Regions from separate parts of the Mus musculus genome. Here region 2 is linked to region 1. A link is a loop called in an ENCODE intact Hi-C map of the cell type or tissue named here. Cell type or tissue: heart. All regions are shown on one strand.

Evidence for each region. Peaks named below come from ENCODE experiments on the same cell type or tissue, not always from the same donor. Only the 100,000 strongest peaks of a DNase experiment are listed, where the experiment ranks them.
Region 2: a loop joins it to region 1, with 5 times the contacts of the local background. A loop is called at or near these places in 10 of 42 quality-filtered maps.

What each region holds. Positions count from the first base shown.
Region 1 is chr5:32,194,132-32,202,131 of GRCm38, forward strand. No RefSeq gene overlaps it. Among named protein-coding and RNA genes, the nearest start is that of Gm36732, 13 kb to the left of the region's middle. In heart, a CTCF peak has its summit at 3,792 (motif pointing left); DNase peaks (open chromatin) are centred at 2,110 and 3,780; H3K27ac peaks cover 1,054 bases.
Region 2 is chr5:31,694,961-31,702,960 of GRCm38, forward strand. It overlaps Rbks (ribokinase), which reads right to left and starts at 2,650. Exons shown (of 8, transcript NM_153196.1): 1 at 2,550-2,650. The coding sequence starts at 2,641. It overlaps Babam2 (BRISC and BRCA1 A complex member 2), which reads left to right and starts at 3,090. Exons shown (of 12, transcript NM_144541.1): 1 at 3,090-3,117; 2 at 6,866-7,017. The coding sequence starts at 6,890. In heart, no CTCF peak of the experiment used is centred here; DNase peaks (open chromatin) are centred at 3,011 and 3,541; H3K4me3 peaks cover 2,060 bases; H3K27ac peaks cover 1,822 bases.

The DNA of each region.
Region 1 (8,000 bases):
CTCGGAAGGCCTCCAGAATTTCAATAAAGTAAATTTCTGTTGTGTGAGTTTGCAGCCAGTCCCCCAGGCCCCAGGCCCCAGGCCCCAGCCCCTCCCCTCTGCACCCAAGATGGTTTTCTGGGAGACACTGCAACCCTCCCCAAACAGAAGCTCTCCTTTTAAAATCCCCTGTGTTCCCAGCCCTGCACACAGTAGGTGCTGATTGTTTGCTGACCAGAGGACTGGAACACTGAACGCACACACCTCTCCAACAGGCAGAGACAATTCAAATGTTGTTGATTTTTGCAACTGTCTTTCCTTCTGTTGAAACTTCCTGTTTCTGAGGAACGGAGATTTTTTTTTTTTTCACAGATCCCAGAGGGCGTCCAGTAAACCAAGAAGCTATTACTATTACCAAATTGTTCTGGTTTTGATGAGCTCAATGGGTGTGAATCAGAAGTGGGCAGACTACTGAGTTTCCCTTGAAATAGACCCCAATTAATCGTAGCAGGAGGAGCACAAATATGTTTGGGACTTTAGTGACTGGAAGAAGTGGGCAGTGATGGTCAAGGCCAGGTGGGGTGGCTTCACACTTCTGGAAGAACAGGGTCTGGGGACACCCCTGAAGAAGCCACCGTAACACCCGGGGCCTGTTTGAAGAAAAAAATCTCAAGGCTGAAAGTCCCTCCTGGAGTCTATGGCCTCCTGTGGTCTGGTTACTAGAAGAGGAGCCCAGTGATCTCCCCAGAGACGTGGAGGACTGGGACAAAGTGTGGCAGTCTCTTCACAGAAGCAGACGTCTCCCATTTGGGAAAAGGGACCTCTGGAATCAGATGGCATGCCTGAGAACCGAGGCTCGCCACGAATGAGTGACTTGGGCTTGCCTATTATTAAGGATGTCCCATGATACTAGCAATGACCACTCAGGAGCTGTGTCCAGACATCAAGCAGGGCATCCTCAGGTGTGACAGGAGGGTTTTCAGGTGGCCACAAACTGCAGTCACTCTGACTCTACTGCTGTTGACTGTGGGGTCTGCCAAGCTCTGCCCTCCATTAAGGTTCACCTTTTCCATTTATCGGGGCAGACACTGAGCTATCTCTGAGGAAGGATGAAGCTGGTGTGGCTAAGTCTATGAACCATCACCTACAGCAAGGACCAGTCTGCCAAGGTCATACTAGCCAGACCCAAATGCGAAGGATGTAGCCACACCTCCAGGGTCCCCTACTTTAGAATCTTGTGGACATTCCCTCTCCAAGAACATTTCTGTTTTCCTTGTGCATGTAAAAACATTTGTTTGTTTGTTTTCTCCTCAGCCCATGTGAGTGTGTGTGTGTGTGTGTGTGTGTGTGTATGCTCACTCATATACCACAGAGCACATGTGGAACTCAAGGATAACTTTTCTCTTTCCTAGGGATCAAACTCAGGTCAGCAGGCTTGGCAGCAGGTACCATTACAGGTCAGGCCATGTCACTAGCCTACAAGCATAAATCTAGCCATTGTTATTGTGTCTCAGGTGCCTGTCAGTTCCCTATGCCTCCTGAGCCCTTCTTCCAACCTTCCACTACATACTCTTCCTCCCCGACCCCCTCTCCTCCCCTCCTCTTCCCTTTCCTCCTCTTCTTCCTCCCCTCCAGCACCTTAAGAGCCCTTCCCCTACCTTCCTTCCCATGGGAGTCTTTCTTGGCCACTATCTCCTCCAATGGTGCCCCTCTGTTGTCTCTGTGTCTGCCATGCATTGAAATGCCTGTCCCAGGACCCTCTGCTCCTGCACACACCCACACATAGCAGTGGCCTCGCCTCTCCCCTTTGGGCCGTGAGCTCCCAGCCCTGGCAGTGATCTCTGTCTTCTGAAGCCTAGTCCTGGGCCTGAAGCATAATAACAACTCAATAAACGAGTGTCGAAACAATTAATGGCTTACTAAATAAATGACTGCGGCAGACACAAAGCCCATTCCTATAAATGAGTCACCGTGAGCCCCAGCCACTGGGCCCCGCCCTCACCCACTGACCCCAGCAAAACCCTCCCGTGATGATGTCATCATGACCCTTAGTTCTCAGAATCCTCCAGCCTCCTTCCTTCTCCTTCGTGCCTATCTACTTGCCATCCCCTCCCCCTCCTTCCCTTTCTCCTTCCTCCAGGGCACCATGTCTAAATAAGGCAAAACTCCTCCAGTGCTGGGGAGCTCTGGGGTTTTCATGCAGTCACCCAGGATATCGTGGGATGGGGTCAGGCCATGCTCTGCTGAGAAGCAGGACAAAGTTCCCCTGTAACATTGGCGGAGGGACAAGGAGACTTTGCTGCCCACCAGAGGGTGCCCTCAAGTTAACTGAGCAGGACACAGAGAGGATCTAACTCAGAAGGAGGCTTACAGACAAGGCAGGGGCTTGGAAGAGTGGATTGTGGGCTTGCTGGTAAGGGATTTGGCATTAAGACACCTGCACCTCGAAAGCATCCCTGGTTCTAGGATAGGCACACACACACACACACACACACACACACACACACACACACACACACCAGAAAATGGATTAGCACCACTTGTAGCAGCGCACAGCACACGCCTGTAATGATCCAGCTTGTGTTGACTAGACGGCTCAGCCTATGATGGCACTTACCACTAAGCTGGACCACCTGAATCTGAGCAAGAGACCCACATGGTAGAAGGAGAGATCCAGTTCCCACAAGTTGCCCCTCTGACCTTCATCTGTAGGTGTACCCCTATACAGAATGTAGAGAACATACACCTGTTTGCCCAGCATACACAGAGACAAATAGATACATGCAATTAAAAAAAAAAAAAAAAAAACCAAGTGTTTGGGAGCCTGAGGCAGGAGAATTGCTATGAGCTACATAGTGAATTGTTTTGGGTTTTTTTTAAAGCAGCTTATAAAGCTGGAAAAATATTAAAATATTAAAAATTCTGAATAAACCAAGAAAGATAGATCTATCCATAGATGTTTCTTGGCAGGTTCTTGAGGGGACCTCTAGCAGTGTGACCATCCCCACCTTCTCCATTCCTTTCCCAGTCTGTGTCCTCAAGCAGCAACAGTGAGTCCTGGAGAGTGGCAGTTGGGACATCATCTCCCTCCCCATCCCCCAGGTCTGCCACCAACCCTGGCACATAGTTGATGCCTCGTAGGCAGCACTGTGTAGTCGATTCTCCAAACTGGGACACCGCAAGAGGTGGGATGTTAGTAATCATTGGGTCAGGACAACAGTTGTCGTCTGGAACCATATTGGACAAACAAGTGACAGTCTGTTCTCTACCATATGCATAGATGTCTGTCTGTCTGAATGAGGTTCTGTCTGACACTCTGACTTCTATTATACAATGACTTGCTTCTTTGCCAAAACAGTCATCTGCGTTAAGTGATGCCCCCTTGTGTCTTGATGCTCATCTCTGCCTACTGCAGAGAGAGGCATCTCTCTACACAGAGAAAATTGGTAAGGCTAAAAACATCTCCAACCACGTGCCATGGTGGGAACTGCTGTATGTTTCATCAAAGTCAGAGTGTTCTAAGCCTACTGTGAAGCCCACAGTAGGGCCTGACAGGAGGCTGGCCAGGCTGGGTAGACTGGGACTAGTTAGTGTCTCTCTTCCCTCCTGGACTCTCATGTTTAGTTGGGCTCTCTCTGTTGGGCAGATGGAAGAGATGGACCCAGCTGGGTTGTAGTAGGCCTGAACAGAGCTGGAGCTCTAAGGAAGCTGTCTGGGCACTTCCTCAGCTAGTCTCCACCTATCCTACCATGGGACCAGTGCCTTGCCAGAGACAAGCCAGACAAACACAGCTCACTGCTGCCCTCTGGTGTCTGATTCTTCCGGCCCCGTTGCTCCTCTAGGGACAGCCACATGATGCTGTCTCTGAGCAGGGCCCATGAGCAGTCACCCAATGTGAGCATGAGAACGATAGTCTGTCAGTACTGATTCTGAGATAACAGACGTAAGATGGGACTATTCCAGGCTGGGTGAGCATATGGTTATCCCGTCTAGGCTTAGAACCATTTCGCGGTAGCCTCCAGAACCATCTCAGGGAACTGCCTGGTGAAGTCACCAAGTCACAACACATGTAAGTGCTTAGCAGGAGCATGAAAGAGTAAGAAGTCACTGGCTAATGTGGTCAGTGGTTGACTATTATCCTCTCTTAGGAGTTGCCGGCATCCTGGGAGCCCATTTCCAGCTGTTCGGATGGGATAAGCTGCACCCAGAGCTATCGATAAAGCAGGAGTGGGGGGATCTGGTCTTTGGGTGGACTGAGGTGGGTGCTTCTGGGGCTCAGTCATGTGGCATGAGCAGTAAACCCAGCAGTCTGGCCTGTGAGTGGTCCAGACACCTTCCCTCTGGAAATTTGGGGCCTTGCCAGGACAGGGGATAGACAGGGAAACTTCATTCTCACTGAGATAAGGGCATTTTTGTGTCCGCTTTTGTAGTGGTCCTCCTGTCCAGTAGCTGTGTCCCAGTGCTAACTGGGGTGATCTTTGCCCTGCTGAGTGGCCAGCAGGTGTGGGTGAGCCTCTGTCCCTGCCTTCCTCTTCACATTCTGCCCCCCATCTCCTCCTCATGGCCTCTAACCCCATCAACCTCAGGCCTCTGGTAGGACAGCCTCAGGGCCTTTGCTAAGCTGCTGGTCCCCCGGGGATCTCTGGTAGGGATCAGTGCAGGATGACCAGCGGCTGTGCCACTCATAAAAGCAAGTGGGGTTTGGTACAGGTACAGAGCCTTGAGCCCCACCCTCTGAAGCTGCCAATTACAGGGAAGGTGCCAGTGACTGAGGCCAGGGTAGAAGGACCAACTCAGACATCGAGCAGGAGATGAAGGTGCCTCAGGGACAGGACACAGAAAGAGGAAGGACAGAACTCATAGGGTCCCCATATGGGTCTCAAAAGGCAGAGACAGGAGTCAGGGACTGACAGAGATCATGGGCTTCCAGGGGCAAGGGTTCGGGGGCAGAGTCTGGGTGGCTGGGACAGTGTGTGTAAGTAAGTAGGTTTGATTCAGAGGCTTGTAAGGACTTTAGCAAAGGCAAGAGGAGGACGCACAGCTTTAGAAAGAATTCTTATGGTCTAGGAGAGAGGGCTCAGGCTGGGTGCCTTGTTTGAGGAAGAGGAGAAAGCTTCAAGTTGGTTTTGTATTCCTCAAACCTGTTTGCCCACATCTTTGGCATCTGTGCCCCATGAGGAAGCTGCAAGGAGCTGGGCCTGTCTGGGCCTGAGAGTGGCATTCTTATTGAGGCCATGTACTTCCTGCAGATGTTCCCTACTGAGGTCACAGGCCCCTCTCGAGGACCTTCTTCCTGGTCTTTGCTCACTAAAGCAGCCCAGAACCCCACACCATAGCAGGCGGCTTTGCTTTCTTCCTCCCACCTGCCCCTTCCTCAGTCTTCCTCATAAGACTTCCTGCCTACACACACTCACACTTGAGCCTTGCACAGCCAGCCACACACAGGCGCCTGCAGTCTTGAGTCTGAGAGCTTGGGTTTGAGCTCAACCTCTACCATTCACCTGCAATGTGGCTCTGGGCAGTTTGAACCCTTTGTGCCTCAGTTATCTCATCTGTGAATTGGGGATAATGGGATGTAATGACGCTTATCTCATGGACTTGTCATGAGGATCGAAGGAGCTGAGGCAAGTGCAAACAGCTCAGAGGGCTCTGTGGGTGGGAGGGGATCTACTAGTACTGTTTGTATCCCACACAGCACTTAGCCAGGAATAGAAACATGCATGGCTGGTATGAGCTGTTCCTCACTCATTCCAGAACCATCTATAGGGCTGCTGGGTGCTGGGCACTATTCTACACATGTGGCAATAGGAGTCAGCGCAATCCAAGATGCCTGCCCTCTTGAAGATGCCATTCTAGGGAAGGAACCCCCAACAACACCCATCTACCAGCACACATTCCCACCTCCCTCTGGAGCTGAAGACCCTCAGGCAGGAAGGTGTGGCAACTCCAGGCCTCTGGAGGTGCAACTCGTAAGCACCTCCCAATCATCCTGTGGCCCAAGAAGCCCTTGAGTCAGAAAACAAGGTCACTCTGATCCTGGCTAGGACACGCAGAGCATTGAGGCAAGAGAGTGCAATTATTAAGTATAATTGCCCATTTTACAGATGAGTAAATTGAGGTCCAGGAAGGTTTAACTGCTTTACCCTTGGTGGTACAGCTGGCCAGTAACAGGGTTATTCAGTCAACAAGTATTTATTGAGCTCCTACCTTGATTTTGTGCCACCTGCTGTTCTAGGCCCTAGGGATAGAGTCTCTGCCTTTTGTGGCAATTCTGTGAGTTGCAGGAGCCCAGAAACAAGCATGTTTTAGAGAGTGGTGTGTTTCTAGGCAGAAAATGATACTCTGGACCAGACAGTGGGTGGAAGAAGGAAGATAGCAAGGGAGACCCAGGAAGGTGGCATTTAGCTGAGTCACCATGCAGAGAACTCTAGCTACAAACTGCCCTACATGGTGACCCAGATTAAGGGTGACCGAATCATCCACCTAAAAAGCTAACAAGATTGGAGGCTGGGCCCCTCCTGAAGAGAAGAGATTTTTCTGAACCCTGTGCTGAGTAGCTGGTAAAAAGTACACTGGGACTCCTTTGCTTTGTTCTTTTAGTAGTCTCTCTAGTCTCTGTGTCTCTGTCTGTCCCTTCCTCCTCCCTCGCTGCCTCTGTGTATACGTGTATATGTGTGTCAGAGGGAACATTTATGTTAGTTAGTTATTAGTTCGTTCGTTAGTTAGTTAGTGACTTTCACTGACCTGAAATTTGTTAAGTAGGCCAGGCTACCTGGCCAGCAAACACCGGGGATTCCTCCTGTCTCTGCATCCCCATCTGTGGGTATAAAAGCGTTCACCACCATGTCTAGCTTTTTCCACATGGGTTTGAGGGAGCAGGGCTCAGACTCAAATCTCTGAGCTTGCAAGGCAAGCAGTTACTGACCAGGCTATCTTTTCAGCCCAAACTACTTTTTAAAGAGCAGTTTTAGGCCCCAAGAAACTGACTACAAAGTACTGATGGTCCCGAAATCTCCATTCCCCTGCATATGCATTGCATGTGTCACAGCCAGTGAAGTCACGTGGGAGTGTCATGGTCACCAAAGGCCTACACCTTAGGGCTCAACTTGACATCTGTTCTCTGAGTTTCGCTAAACTCTAAGGACAGTATTTTGTGTGGTCTGGAGAGTGGTATGCGAGAGCTGGGGTTGTGGAGTTCAGTGAATGAGTTTGTCAGGGTTATTGCAAAAGCAAGAGTAAGAAAACAGTGAGCAGCCAGTAGAGAGGAACGTCAGGACATCAGGTGGTGCTTACAACATGCAGTTGAAACCAGCTGAGGACTCTGAGACTGTAAGCTGGAATCCAATTGTTCCCTCCGTGAGTGAGCTTCCGACTTCCCATCCTCACGGCAGCTTTACGTAACCGAATAAACCGTAGCAAGAGCTAGGAGACAGCTTGTCTTCTAACTGTTCTCAGGGACGTGGTGCGTTTCTAATAATTTTCAAAAATTATAATTACAACATTTTACTCTTTCCCTTTCCTCCCTCCAACCCTTCCCCTGGACTGCCTTCCTATCTCTCAAGTTCATGACCTCTTTTTCAATTGTAAGTAAATATAAACATACACATATAGACATGTGTATATATACATATGTTTGTATATGCAGGTATATGTATATGCATGTATATTTGTATGTGTCTATGTGTAATTTCCTAAATATATAAATGCAACCTGCTCTGAATAATGTTCCTTGTGGATATGTTCCACCTCTCCTGAGCATCCTCTCCGTTAGCATACCTATTGATGTCATCATTGTTCAGGTCTTAAACATCCGTGTTGGGGAGACTTCATGGGCGCAGCTTCTGACATTTCTTTCTTATTTATTTATTTATTTATTTATTTATTTATTTATTGAGACAGGGTTTCTCTGTGTAGCCCCGGCTGACCTGGAACTCACTTTGTAGACCAGGCTGGCCTCGAACAGCTTCTGACATTTCTTATTGATTGATTGATTGATTGATTGATTGAGACAGGGTTTCTCC
Region 2 (8,000 bases), 500 kb before region 1:
CCTCTGGAAGAGCAGTCAGTGCTCATCCATCTGCTCAGCCACCGCATTCCCTACTTTGATCTAAAACAAACACCACATTCTACCTTTTCTTCAAGAACTGCCACTGGGATTAAGTTAGTTAGGATGGACTGGAGACAGCCTACACACAGGGACTTATGGACAGGTTAGTCTGCAGCATTCCTTATCTGGGAGATCAGAATGACGAGACCCTTTGCATATGCTCGGCCTAGGGAGTGGCATGATTACAAGGTGGCCCTGTTGAAGTAGGTGTGTCACTGTGGGTGTGGGCTTTAAGACCCTTATCCTAGCTGCCTGGAAGTCAGTATTCTGCTAGCAGCCTTCAGAGGAAACTGTAGAACTCTCAGCACCTCCTGCACCATGCTGTCTGGATGCTGCCATGCTCCCTCCTTGATGATAATGGACTGAACCTCTGAACTGTAAGCCAGCCCCAAATAAATGTTGTCCTTTATAAGAGTTGCCTTGGTCATGGTGTCTGTTCACAGCAATAAAATCCTAATGAAGACAAAGGACTTTTCACACTTCCAAATGTGACCTGCCAAACTTAAATCTTTACTATCTGGAGCTTTACAGAAAGATGTGCTGACATCTTCCCCTAGAAAAATACACATAAGCCTCCTCACCAAAGGTCTCCAGCTATATTGTCTTCCAGTACAGAAAATCATGCCTGCCTCAGCGTAACTTAGGACAAGGTAGCAGCTCAAACATTTCTGAAAAAGGAAAATTTAGAATTTAGAGACAGACTTGGGGCTGTAAGCCTGTAATCCCAGCTACAGCAAGATAGCATGGTCAAGTGCCTAACTTACATGGTACAAGTTCAGCATGGGGAACTTAGTGAGATTCTGTCTCAAATAATAAAATTAAAAGCTATAAGTGTAGTTTAGTAGTAAAGTATTTACTAGCCATGCAACGGACCTGAGTTCAATATCTAGCACCACACACAAAATTATATAAACTTTAATTATTTGTAGCTCTTCTGTTATTGCTTCATTTAAAAAAATCATTTTTTTACTTTTAACTCTGTGTGTAGGAAAGCAATGCACTTGGAGGTGTGGGACCCTTTAGATGGGAGTTACAGGTGGTTTTTATCCAATGCTCTTAACTGTTGAGGCCATTTCTGTAGTCCCTACAACATATCAGGGTTTTTGTCAATTAACTTGCCTCTCCCAGTCTCCTTTTTCTTTCTTTCTTTTCTTTTTCTTTTTTTTTTTTTGTTTTTTTCGAGACAGGGTTTCTCTGTGTAGCCCTGGCTGTCCTGGAGCTTACTTTGTAGACCAGGCTGGCCTGGAACTCAGAAATCCGCCTGCCTCTGCCTCCCAAGTGCTGGGATTAAAGGCGTGCATCACCACGCCCGGCCCCAGTCTCCTTTTTAATTCCATCTTTTCTGTTGTGTTTGGTAATTTGAAAGCATAGACTTATTTATTCTATCTATCTATCTATCTATCTATCTATCTATTGTGTACACACTCATGCATCACATATGTAGTGTCCTTCCACCATACTGGGCTCCAGGAACTGAAGGGCATTAGGCTTTAGTCAAGCACCTTTACCTCATAGCCATCTTGATGAATCTGATAACAATTTATAATGTTTTAAGCAAGATTAAGTTAGATATATGAGGCCCCTGGAGCTGTTTTTAAAGTAGATATAGGTAGTTTGGTGAAAGGGTTTGGTTGTTTTGATTACCCCAAGGCCTTATTTCAAAGTTCTCTGCTATCTTTTGGAAAAATAGTTTAGGGACCGATGACACTAAGTTGCTGGGAAATATGGTTATTAACATAAACAGAATTATATGGCCTGAGTTTTTTGGAATACCTGAACTATTTTTTTTTCTACAATGTATATTGCTTATCTGCTTGGAAAGCTGTTTTCATAAAAACAGACGACAAAGCAGAAGGATCTTCCCTACAACCTCTCTGACCTAACTCAACTATTCTCATTTAGCACTATTTGGTCAGGTTTTTAGTGGCTGTAATTGTCATGTTTGTGTGTGTGTGTGTGTGTTTTAAATTTTGAATTCACACTTAGGTTCACCACAAAGGTTGGCCCATGGTTACATTTCCACATAAAAGTAAACTGTAAATATGGAACACTGCAGGAATGCCAACATGAGTGAAAAGGTGTTTGCCTCAGTGCCTTCTTTCACGTGTTCAATCCAGTAATACCCAGTTGGGTCTGGTGGACAAAACACTTCTTGTGCTCTCAACCCTGTGAAGTAGGTACATCATGTTCTCAGAGGTTAAAATGTCATGGGGCAGCCTGGCCAAGGAAACAGGTGCAGGTGTTTGGGGGCGCCCGTAGGTGGGGGTGTCTATCAAAGCTTTCATTCAGTCCCCCCACCCCCCATCCCTGTCCCTTCCTCTGTCATTGACCTCCACAAACTTGAATTCTGCCTTTTCACCTCAGAAGTCGTGCTTGGAAACCTGAAGCTTTCAGGAAAGTTCCAATGGTGGGTGCCCACCGATCCGAGGCCCGGGCATCCACAGTGTGGCTCGCCCTCCCGAGACCTTGCGCTGCGGCCCCGCACTAACCTGACCAGGTCGGTCATGCAGGAACCCACCACTACCACCGCTGCTGCCTCCTCCTCCTGCCAGGGCCTCCCGGGCTCCCCACACGCCGCCATTACTAATCCTGCTCAACCCTGACGCTGCCCTTTGCCCTTTGCCTGACCCCGTAACCAGGGACGCCGCCCCGTCCTCCTTAACGACGCGGGCGTTCCACCCGCCTGTGCCGGTCGCCCTCCCAAATGCCCGAAATCTCTCCGGCCTTTGGCTAGTCCTGATCCCTCTGGGACCGGTGTTCCTGCCCCGCCTCACAAGCACAGGGCCCGGCCGCCACGGCGAGAATGACAGAGCGCGCCAAGCACTAGGCCAGAGCTCCCGGGAACCTTCAGGCGCTACCCGGTCGCCTTCCTCAGCTTCCGGCTTCTCGGCGCGGGGACGCGCACGCCCGGCCGGCTCCGGAGAGGGCGGGACGTCCGGGGGAGCGCGCACGCATCCGGCCCGCGGTTCGCGCGCAGGTCGGTGCGTCGGTCGGGGGCGCGCTCGGGTAACCTGTACCCCGTCTAGTCGCCGGTTACTGATCGGACTTAAGTTCCAGGTACCTGGACCCGGGCTGGTGCGGGGAGGTTGGATCTCAGTCGCACAGGTGGCGCAGAGAGCCATGTTTGAGTATGGCCAGAGAGCTAGCCTCTTCAAGAGAAGGCCCGCGTTCCAAAGATGCCCCGCTCGCCCCACAGCACGCGGATTCCCTCAAGAGCCGCCCCCAAGATCTGAGGCTTCTCTTTCTCCACGTATCTCGTTCAGTCCTGGTTTCTGATGAAGCCCGCCTCTTTTTGCACTTGATGAGGGCATCATACAATTTGGGAGAAAGGGTTGGATCCCTTTAGATTCTCCTCAGAATGGGTGGACATTCTTTGGATCGGAACCAATTCGCTCTCCCCGCCCCTCCCTGATGTTGCCCAGTGGAGAAATTGCTCCCCCACAGTAACTTCCCTCGTGCGCCATATGACGTGGACGTGATGCAGCAGGAGGCCACCCCTTTCCGTTCCATGACGTCAACGGGGGCACATGTTTCCGTGTTTGTCATCCTCTCCTAATTGCGAGAGCCTAGATGGTGCTTTATACGTCTTTGTGTTCCCCAGACAGCCTGCCCACTAAAAGACCTCATGTGACCTTATCTTGCGGCAGCAGATTTTTTTATAAAAATTATATATTTGCATCTTCCGTCTGCAATACATCAAAATCAGGAAATACAAATTGCAAAACAAGCATTCAAGAGAGGCAGGTCACCAAAATTTCCTGCTTCTCTGGAATCAGTTATAATGGTGCCATATGTAAAGGAGAGGTGTGTGTTTCTAATCCATATCCCTGCATATTGTACCAAAGAATCATCTTTTTTTTTTTTTTTCTCTTCAAATTCCTGATTTTGGAGTCAGTATAGTTTTTTTTTTTTTTAACTTTCATTTGTTAGTGAAGTCACACTTACTGAAACATCTTGAAGCTGCACAAAACCTTGCACTGTCAAAAACTTGTATTATAGCTGCTGTTCTGGAGATAAAGACAGAAATCCATTCCCTCAGGTGTGATCCTAACGTCTTGACAGTTGCTGAAGTGGAATGGGTTTTCATAATCACTAGTGTGGTTTGGCGTCTGGAGAAGGTTGTTTCCTTTGGCATTTAATTAGTGAATCATTCAGGCTAGTACCAACACTGGATCAGCAGGAGCCTAGTTGGTGTCTAGCTGTAAAGCAATCATGTGTATAAATTCGTGACTTTGTCTTTATATTTACCGAAGTGTATGCTTTAAAAATTCACCTTGGTGCTTTCTTTAGTGGCCATTGTAATTAATGCTTGAGAAGAGGATAGGAATAGTGGAATTTGAGAGAGCTCTGGACCTGAATTTCAGTCCTTCTGTTTGTTCTTTATGTGACATTAAATAAGTAACTTGATTTGGCTGGTCTTTAGCTTTTGTATTTACAAAATGGAAACAGTATTCATTAAGAAACTGTGTGTGTGTGTGGGGGGGGAGTGGATGTTTGTGCAGAGAGGTGAGTAACAGAGATCATGTGTGAGGTGTTAGTTTGATTTCTCTTTCTTGGAGAAATTTGGTGTAAATTAGATACTCTGAGGAAAAAAACAAACCATGGAACAGTTTTTTTTTTTTTTTTTTTGTCATAAGATATCCTTCTGCTTGCTTCTCAGATGACTCTGTGTGTTTTGAATGTGAAGTAAATGAGCATCCCCCTCCAGGAACTGTGACATAGTGGGCAGACATCAGGCAGGACTGTGGAGTTTAGAAAAGTCTTCAAAGTGATAGTGTGGGTGAGCCTACTGTCCAGAAACAGTTACCCAAGTCACCTGGAATGTGGGAATTAGAAACATGCCTTATACCAGACTGTGAAGATGAATGGCAAGGCTGCATATGGAAGTGACTTATAAGTCATGCCATGCTATAAGATATATGTATTTTTATGATAGATACTATATATAGGAAAGGAGACATTTGCTCATGTTAGATGTATTAGAATGTATGGGGAGGCCAGCTCCCAAGAGTCAGAAGACAACCATGTAGAGACTAAAGTATACTGTGTAAAGCTTAAGCACCTCACAAATATTTCGGGGGGGGGCATCATGGTGTCACTGTGTGTGTGTGTGTGTGTGTGTGTGTAACTACAATGATAAAGCAAACATTCAGTTTAGCAGAGCTTATAAATTCTTATGTGGCACAGTGCTTAGAAACCAGAACAGCAGGTACTCATAATTGTACCTGGATGGGAATGAATTTGCTTTCATTGTGGGATTAATCTTTCAGATGGAGAGAGACAGTAGTCATTTGAATTGACTTATTCACCTCTAAAGCAGTAGCTTTCACCTATTAGGAGTTCGTGCACACTCTCCTGCAGCTCCGTGAACATCCAAATCACATACGTGTGATTTATTGCTTTTGTATTATCAAGTGTAAAGACTTCGCAGTGCCAGAAAATCAAAGACTGAAAAGATTCAATTTGTCTTTGTTGCTTAATATCTGGACACGCATAAATCTCTGCCCTATGTTTTTATAATTTAAGTGTCAAGTACCTTTATCCCCCAGATTTAGCTGTATTTAACCCCTATGATTTGTGTGCATGTGTGTACATGGTATGTCTGTGTATAGAGTATGCATATATATGTGTGTGTGTACATGATTTGGAGAGAGGATAGTGTTGAGTATCTTCCTCTATCGTCCTTGACCTTAGATTAGAGAGAGGGTCTCTCACTGACTTTGGGCTTCACGGTTTTGGCTAGACTGGTGAGCCCAGGGAATCTGCTGAGTTGAAACCTGCAGTGCTGGGGTTATAGATGTGTGCCACTAGGCTGGCTTTTTACATAGCTGCTGGGGTGGAAGTCATGCTTGCTCAGGCTTGCTCAGCAAGCACTTTACTCACTGAACTGTTTTCTCGGGGCCCTCACCTTATTAGATTTTGAGGGTCTATTATATCTTCTCCATTGATGAATTTTTCTTCAGTTTTGCTTCCCTCACTCATTTCTTTAGAGTTATTTTAAGATTAATTTGTTTATTGAATCTATTATTTGAAGCCATATTCTGAGCATGGGTTTTAGTTATGGGCCAGTCCAGTATCCATGGTCCTGGTCAATATTTAATAAAGCTTGCTTCAAATATGGTCTAGAAAAAATTCCATTATTTGAATTTACCACATTATTATTCAGTAACATTATTAAATGTTACTGAATACTAAGTGTATGTTAACTGCCTTTGTTAAATGTAAGAATTTCAAGTTATAGTCTTTGTTGGGGAGAGTTAATATAATCAGGTAATTATAATGCTCCATGGAAGGACTTATTAAGAAAGGTGTGTGGGCTGTAAATGCTTTCTTGTAAGTAACAGTTGGTTGTGTTTGCTTTAGAGTGCTGTATGTTATCCCTGATCAAGCTCTTTGTCCTTGTGGGGATACAGGTGGGGTCCCTGATTTAGTGGACTTGGTGATGTATGTTTTGTGTGTTGTGGTTGCAGGACTGTTAGTGAACCTTCTCCAGCTCAACTAGATTAGAAGAGGCAGTTGGAGCTTTGAGGAGACTGAGCTACTGTGGGGAGCGTCTTTGGAAAGGAGGAGGGAATTGTACTTTAAGGGTTCCTTTCATTCCCCAAAGGCATGGCATAGGCCATGCCCCGAGTCTCTGAGCTGCAGGGATCTGGCTCCTGGAAGACTAAGTGGTACTGAGTCATAAAGCATTTGCTTGTAGAAGAGACAATTCTGTGCACCGTGCTAACTTACAGGGAGCTTGTGCTAGCTATATTTCTTAAGTTTGTTTGGTAAATTGATCACCTTTCTTTCTTTCTACTTTCAGTGGTAACTCATAAATCAAGTTAAAATGTCTCCAGAAATTGCCTTGAACCGAATTTCTCCAATGCTCTCCCCATTCATATCAAGCGTGGTCCGAAATGGGAAGGTGGGACTGGATGCTACAAACTGTTTGAGAATTACGGACTTGAAGTCTGGGTATGTACAAGAACAAACTCAACTTTTATCTCACAAGAAACCTTTCTTAACAGATCCATGAAAAAGGGCCGTCACAGAAGCTTTCATTCAAGTCCTGCTCTTATCATCTGCCGATGTGTGCCTGTAGTGAGTGTAGTGCATGCGTGTGCGTGTGCGTGCTCGTGATTAAACTCAGGGCCTCACACATGCTAGACAAAACTTGATTACAGAGTCACATTCCAGTGCCAAATTCATTTGGTTTTGTTTAATTCTTGACATGTTTTGCTTCTTGTTTCACAAGAGCATGCGCCCACATGTGGGCGTTATGGGCACTTTATTTCTAATGGGAATGATAATATACTTTTTTCTGACTTACCTCTTTGTGACTAACATGCTACATGGGTTTTAGCATGCATGGTTTCCTTCTTTGGATTGCTTTCTTGTTTACTGTAATCTAACATACACTGTAAGAATTGGGTTTAGAGGTGCTGTGTCTGACATCATTTGGTGATCTCCCTTAATACAAAAATTACAGTAGCTAGCCGAAATGAGTCACAGTGGGGTTGAAGCATTCAGTCTCACACCTGGATATGTTGTGTTAAAAAATACAAGACAAAAAACCCCAAACAAACCAATAAAAAAAATAAAGCAAAAAGAAGTGATAAAACCTGCCTCATATTTCATTTGGAAATAAGATTAGATCTACAGAAAACATAGAAAAATACCATAGGACATTGCAGTAGCAATCTTGGTTGTCAATTGACGGACCTGGCAAGAGCGACCCTCCGTTGAGGAACTGTCCCTATCAGATTGGTCTGCTGGGCATTTTCATGAGTGCTAAATGATAGAGGAAGAGGCTTAGGCCATTGTGGGCGATGCCATCCTTGGCCGCGTGAGCATGGGCTGTATAAAAAAATGTAGCTGAGTAGTAACATGGGGAAGCAAGCCAGAAATCAACATTTCTTCAATATCTGTGTCAGCTCTTACCTCTGGGTTCCTGGTGG